Linked DNA regions of Homo sapiens: region 1 is linked to region 2. Evidence: chromatin contacts called from ENCODE Hi-C data. All regions are on one chromosome and are shown on one strand. Each heading gives the region's core, a stretch centred on a gene start or an enhancer-like site at or near the end of the contact. The rest is flanking DNA. Distances are from core to core; before and after follow the strand shown. Region 1 overlaps HECW2 (HECT, C2 and WW domain containing E3 ubiquitin protein ligase 2). Region 2 overlaps HECW2 (HECT, C2 and WW domain containing E3 ubiquitin protein ligase 2).

Evidence for each region. A loop is a pair of places that touch in the nucleus more often than their neighbours do. Pooled maps may share reads with other maps.
Region 1: a loop to region 2 is called in a map with no recorded cell type, with 2.1 times the contacts of the local background. The contact joins two enhancer-like sites. A Hi-C loop is called at or near these places in 1 of 168 maps with a recorded cell type or tissue (GM12878), 10 of 37 single-sample maps with no recorded cell type and 10 of 50 pooled maps.

The regions. Positions count from the first base shown.
Region 1 is chr2:196,378,895-196,382,183 of GRCh38, forward strand. The region is part of intron 2 of HECW2 (HECT, C2 and WW domain containing E3 ubiquitin protein ligase 2); the gene reads right to left. Among named protein-coding and RNA genes, the nearest start is that of HECW2-AS1, 120 kb to the left of the region's middle. RefSeq lists an enhancer at 1,501-1,640. Within about 2 kb of position 1,328, at least 2 of the 41 ENCODE cell types and tissues checked have a DNase peak (open chromatin) inside an H3K27ac peak, as active enhancers do.
Region 2 is chr2:196,248,575-196,251,575 of GRCh38, forward strand. The region is part of intron 19 of HECW2 (HECT, C2 and WW domain containing E3 ubiquitin protein ligase 2); the gene reads right to left. Among named protein-coding and RNA genes, the nearest start is that of HECW2-AS1, 9.9 kb to the right of the region's middle. Within about 2 kb of position 1,402, at least 5 of the 41 ENCODE cell types and tissues checked have a DNase peak (open chromatin) inside an H3K27ac peak, as active enhancers do.

The DNA of each region.
Region 1 (3,289 bases), core at 78-2,577, 130 kb after region 2:
GAATGGGGCAGTCAGACTCTTGTGTAACTTTTGATGGAATGCAACATGAAGTACACAGCACCACCAAAGAAGCATCCTTGGGGAAAAACATTAACTTGATGATATTCAAGACCCTTTTGGTTAACCTCCAATTTATAAGAAATAAGGGAGTCAGTGGAACAAGTTAAAAGACAATACCAGTGAGCAAAAAAAAAAACAAATCCTGAATGTGAGACATTCTCAAGGACAACAGATACAGTTGTCACTGGCACTGTGAAAAATGAAAGGAAAAAATGATAGTGAAAAGAGTCAGATAAAACTAATGCACTCTAAATAAGTCTATTTTTATTTACAGTTCAAAAACAGGCAAAACTAACCTACAATCAAGCCTTAAGGAGGCTGTGATTGGGAGTATGAGAAGGACTTTTGAGGTGCTGAGAATACTCTATGTCCTGATCTGGGTGGCAGTTATACAGGTCTACACATACGTAAATGTTCATTACACAGTACACTTAAGATTATGGCAACTTGGCTGGGCGTGGTGGCTCATGCCTGTAATCCCAGCACTTTGGGAGGTCGAGGCGGGTGGATCACGAGGTCAGGAGATCGAAACCATCCTGGCTAACATGGTGAAACCCCGTCTCTACTAAAAATACAAAAAATTAGCCAGGCGTGGTGGCGGGCGCCTGTAGTCCCAGCTACTCAGGAGGCTGAGGCAGGAGGATGGCATGAACCCGGGAGGCAGAGCTTGCAGTGAGCTGAGATCACACCACTGCACTCCAGCCTGGGCGACAGAGCAATACTCCGTCTCAAAAAAAAAAAAAAAAAAACAAAAAGATTATGGCACCTTAAGGACTTTCCTAAATATGTGCAATTCCTCAATAAAACAATAAAAGAGACATAATTAGCCTATGGTGTTTGAAGTCAGGACAATGGTTACCTTTAAGGAAGAGTGTTACTGAGAAGATGCAAGAGCCATAAATTTATGATGATTTTACTTCTCTGCATGTATGCTATTCTCCAGCAAAAAAAAAAAAAAAAGGATGAGGGGAGAAGGTACTGCTCTACATTAAAGGTGACATAATAAATAAATTGTTAACTGGATTTTGCTTAAATCAATTATTTTTGAGAAACAGTGAAATTTTAATATTAGATAATTCTTGTGTATAATATTAAGCATAATAAAGACATTTTGCTTATTTAAGAAAATATCCCTATTAGAAGTTCATAGGGGTGAAGCAGTTGTCCTGTGTGGCTATTTAAGTCCCTGCTCAGTTCACTCAGTGGTTGGATAACAAATGCACAAAGATTTGCTTAAATGCACTCAATCAGTAAGTCCCCCAGCCTTTGCTGATGGGCTGTGTGTGTTTGATGGAACACTCCTTCAGTACTCTAAGCAGTTTATAGCTCTGCCTTAACTTTTACTTCCTGCTTGCACAGAGCCTGAAGGTCAGGCACAGAAGAAAATAAGGTCTCTCCTGGGTATGCACACAGCCCTTTGTATGCATTTGGCTTTCCCAATTCCCAGGAATATATTTGAGCTTTTCAAAGCCTGCTATGCACATCTCTTTCTCTATATTGTCCTTTTCCGTTTTTTTCTGTTAGTCCCTTATGTGCCCCAAGTGGTATTGCCACCTCAGGTAAGTGCAGTGTTAAACAACTGTCATTGGTTGTTTTTGAAAAGTGTTCTGGTGATAGGGTTGTTTGCACCAAAGAAGCTATGAGCCAGGTTAACGAAAGTCCTGCAAATGGGGCTTTTCCAGAGAGCTGCCAGACATGTCAGGTAGTGACAATTCTCTAACAGGGATGAGGTTTTTGGGGAAGCTCCAAACCCATTCTGCTGCCGTTAGTGGCTCGTAAGGTGTGTTTGTTTTCATGACTACCATGGTTGCAGAGCTTCTGGTTTTCAGTTATTGCAGAGCTGGGGAGACAGGAATGATAAAAGGCAAGTCATAATAAAATGTTACACAGCCAAAGCCTACTGTGCTGAGTTCAACCTGTTTCTTGAATAAATGCTCCTCATGTACTTGAAAGCTTTTGGCTGATTTCCAGAGTTCTAAAAAAGTTGACTTTTGCAATTTTCTCCAGTGTTTTCATTGCTTTTTTGGGGAGCAGAATGTGGTGGTGGGGGTTCTCACTCTACCATTCCCGAAGTGCTTCTCCTCACAATCATCCCTTGAAGATTAGATTGGGGTAAGAAAACCCCTGACCTAAGCCCCGTAGGAAAACCCTACCCGGCTTCTCAGCTGCCATTTACAATAAGCACAGTTGCTTAAAGCATGATGCTCTTTAGAAAGTCTAAAGTCCCTTAAGACACTGTTCTGTGACCATGAACCTCACCAATCACCCCACATGGTTCTCACGTCACTGAGTCTAAGGATCAGTTCAGCACAAAGTCATCCCTCCTACTAGAAAAATGATTAAATTCAGCATGTCCTACTAACCATGTGGACTATGATAGTAGCTTCTATGAAGGTTTTATCTTCATTTCATAATGCTTTGGTGCCTTAGCTGTTAATAAGTTGTAAATCAGTATAGAAAAATAAAGTAAAATCAATGTCCATATAAAATTCTACCCAAAATCAACCAACAGTGAAATTTTCAAGCAGGTCACTGGTTTCTCATAGCGTCAGGATTATAAAGAAGCAGGTTCCAGTCTATTAATAGCCAGAAAATGTTCCTTATATTATAATAAATAAAAGTAGACGAAAAGTTCTGGGAAGTCAGGAAGCAGACATTTGCCTCCTACCAGGAGGGCAAGAGTTTCCCAGAAATCAGACCCAGCTGAGGTTATAAGGGTCATTAGTAAGGCAACATCCCCATGATAAGGTTCTCTGTGGACCATGACTAGAAGTCTAGTGTGATATAAAGAAGACAGCTTTCCTAAACTGCCAGATTTCCTGCAGAAATCTACTGCAGGACACAGCTGACATTAGTCTTTAACTAGTTTAAACTGAAATAAAATTAAACGTAATATTAAGCAAGACAAAACACTAATGTGATTTAAATATATACATATATGTATGATTATTCATTACAGCACTATTTGTTTGTAATAGAGAAAACTGGAGACAATTTAAATGTCCACTACTTAACCCATCAAATATACCAGTTAATAAATTATGTTACATCTCAACAATAAAAGTGTGCACATATATAAGAATGGGACTCTTTCTATGTTCTGACCTGGAAAAATCTGAACAATATATAAGTGAAACAAAGTGTAGAATAGTGCATATATTTTGCTATTTTTTATATTAAAAGAGGTGAAAATTTCTACATAGTTGTATTTGCTTATTGATATACATGT
Region 2 (3,001 bases), core at 152-2,651:
ATGAGAGAGAGAGAGACAGACAGACACACACACACACACACACACACACACACACACAGAGAGAGACAGAGAGGAATAGAGAGGGAGGAAGGAAGAAAAGGAGAGAGAGAATGAGCAGAGAAGAGGAACTGTTTGTGAAAAGAGAAGATGACATAAACAGCTGGTAAAATGCTAAGACTTTGTGGTGGGAGAAAGAAAACGAAGATCATTAAGGGCACACAATGTGGTGGGAGAAATAATTCCCTCTCACAACCCATCCCCTCAAGACAATCTTTAGTAAAGACCCACAGGGCTCTTCTGTGCTCTCTGAGTGTTTTACTTCTGTTGAAGGTGACTTTCTGCTGGTGCTAGTTTCCAGGGAGTCCAGCTCTAGTCAAGTAACAAGAGCTCTGCATCATGATTCATAGGCACAATGATCCCCCCAAACCATGAAATATCCTCAATGTGCAGTGTATAGGAAAGTAAAGAGAAATATAATATATTTATGAAAGAGTTTCAGCAAATAGGGGGTCAAACAAATTCTCATACAGTTAAAATCATAGCTTTGGTTACCTGGAAAATCCACATAAGAGAGCACATCTCCAATAATATCAGATAAATTAGGTGTTATTGCATTTAATTTCCTAGAAATGTGCAGCTTAAATAAACTTCTGGGTCCCATATTTGGCATAATAAGCCACATGGTGTTTGGAAAGATCTTTTCCTTCTGGCATCACTGAGGTTGGGATTGGCATTATAATGGTCCTAGAAAAACAAACCTTCACATTCCAAAATTTTGACAAATTTTGGTGAGCACTCTAACAGCTGCAAAAAGCAGTGAGTCAAAGTTTCCAAAGCCCCTCTCTCTTCTGCACTTGAAAATACATGTCAACGTGCTTGGAATGAGGAAAAGGGGGAAAGTTTACCAGGTTCCTAGGAATTCTCAATGAAGATCATTAAAATTTATTACTGTCATAATTTTCAAGATATTATTCTCACACCACTAAAAGGGGTGAAATTATAGTCACAAGGAGGATCAGACCACTTAAAAAAATCTGTTTGAAATGTTGCTTTCACAAAACCTTCAGGAATCCTGGTAGAAGGAGAAGCTATTTTATTCAAAGGAACAGAAGATTCCTCCAGAGGGGAAATGAGGTTAGGTAGTCCTGCCCTGGTATCATGTGGAATTTGTTATAGTGACTTCCATTGATATCAGGCTGTACAACCCAGTTTCAAGATCAAACAAAGCCCACTGAAACAGAGTAGGCCAGAAATATGGAGATGATTCTTCCTGAAAATTAAAACCACCACAAACACTGCTAGCAATTTAGATATATTTGGGTTACACAGGTCTTTGGAAAATGTTTAACTCTAAATGTAAGTTTCTAGAATGGATTTTATTGTCACCAATGATTACTCATGTGCATTTGCGATGCTAAATGAGGAAGTGAACTCAGCCACATTTAGAGTGCTCATACAGTCTTGAAGAATGTGTGCAGTCTTCAAGTGCATGCCTTTAAAGAGCACGGAAGGGGCAGCATTTGGCAATTTACCTTTTCCTCAGGGAGGAGAGGCCACACAAAAGGCCTGGAAAAGGACAGCCTTGACTGGCACGAGCAACAATCCACATGGCTTCATGTCTTTAACCATAAAACACAGGTAAAGGGATGGTCCACTTTAAACCCCAGCATAGGCTCTTACTAAGATAAAGTCCACTCTGCATGATTAAATATCTAAGCAGACAGCTCTGCAAATCAGGGTTCGTATGTTCCAGTTGTTAATGGTTCAAATGTGAACAAACTACTTCTCAGAATCAAATTTCCAGAAAGAAAGAAAGAAAAAGCGACACATTAACCTTTATTGGCTACTTGTTATGTTCCAAGCACCAAGCAAAGTGTTCTCCAAAAATAATCGTGAGAGGTGAGGTAATTATTGTTATCTCTATTTTATAGAAAAAGAGATTCAGGCTCAGGGAAGGAGGTACCCTGCCTAAAGTCAGACAGTTGCTAAAAGAATGAAATTCCCAGTTGGGAATTTCATGAAGTTTTCCCCTAAACCTTTAAACTTACCTGTAGTGTCATACACTTCTTTCAGCCTGTGTCATCAAAATAGGTGTCCCTATTTTGTTCCAAAGTTGGCCTGTGTTTCTTCCTTCAGTGTCGTGCTGCCCATGAGCCTGCCTTATTCCACAAACCACTTTCCTTCCACTCACGTCCTGTGTCCTCTGCACATGTATGCTCAACTTCCCATCCTAAAATTCCTTCCCTCTCTCTTCTCCTAACTACTGTTCTATTTTGCTTTCTTTTTACCTCCAGATTTCGTGAAAAGAGCATTTGACTTCTGCTTCAGATCCTGTATCATTCTGTCACCAATCATGATCCGGTTTATAACCTATTACTTCACAGAACCTGCTTTGGCAAAGACCATTGATAATGTCATGATTTTCAAATCTAAATGAGGCCTCTTTTCAGATCTCATCCTTCTTGATGCCCTATCCCCCTTTTGAGACAGGGTCTCACTCTGTTGCCCAGGCTGGAGTGCAGTGGCATGATCATGGCTCCCTGCAGGCTTGACCTTCTGAGCCCAAGTAACCCTCCCACCTCAGCCCCCGTGAGTAGCTGGGACTTCCTGAGCCCTTTGAGCATGTGGCTCTATTGACCACTCCTCTGTGAAACCCGGCTCCCCTGAAAAGACTTTCCTAACTCTATTCAAAATCTGTTGGCTCTCTTTCTTTCACTTGCTTCTCTGTCTCAGCTCATCCCTTAAATATTGAGGTTTCTCATGACATCATCCTCTATTTCCTCTCCTTTTCAATGACTTTCTCCCCAGTTGCTTTAGTCTATACTCTAGGTTCCAGTTGCCACCAGTACACTGAACTCCTTGCTTTCAACCTCTCCTGTGCGCCATGGCTGCCATTTCCAGCTGTCTTTGGGAATCTCCCATTGATGGCCCAAAGATTTCTCAATAAAACTTGTCCAACACCAAACTCACTCAATCTTCCAATTTGAGTCTAACCATTTCC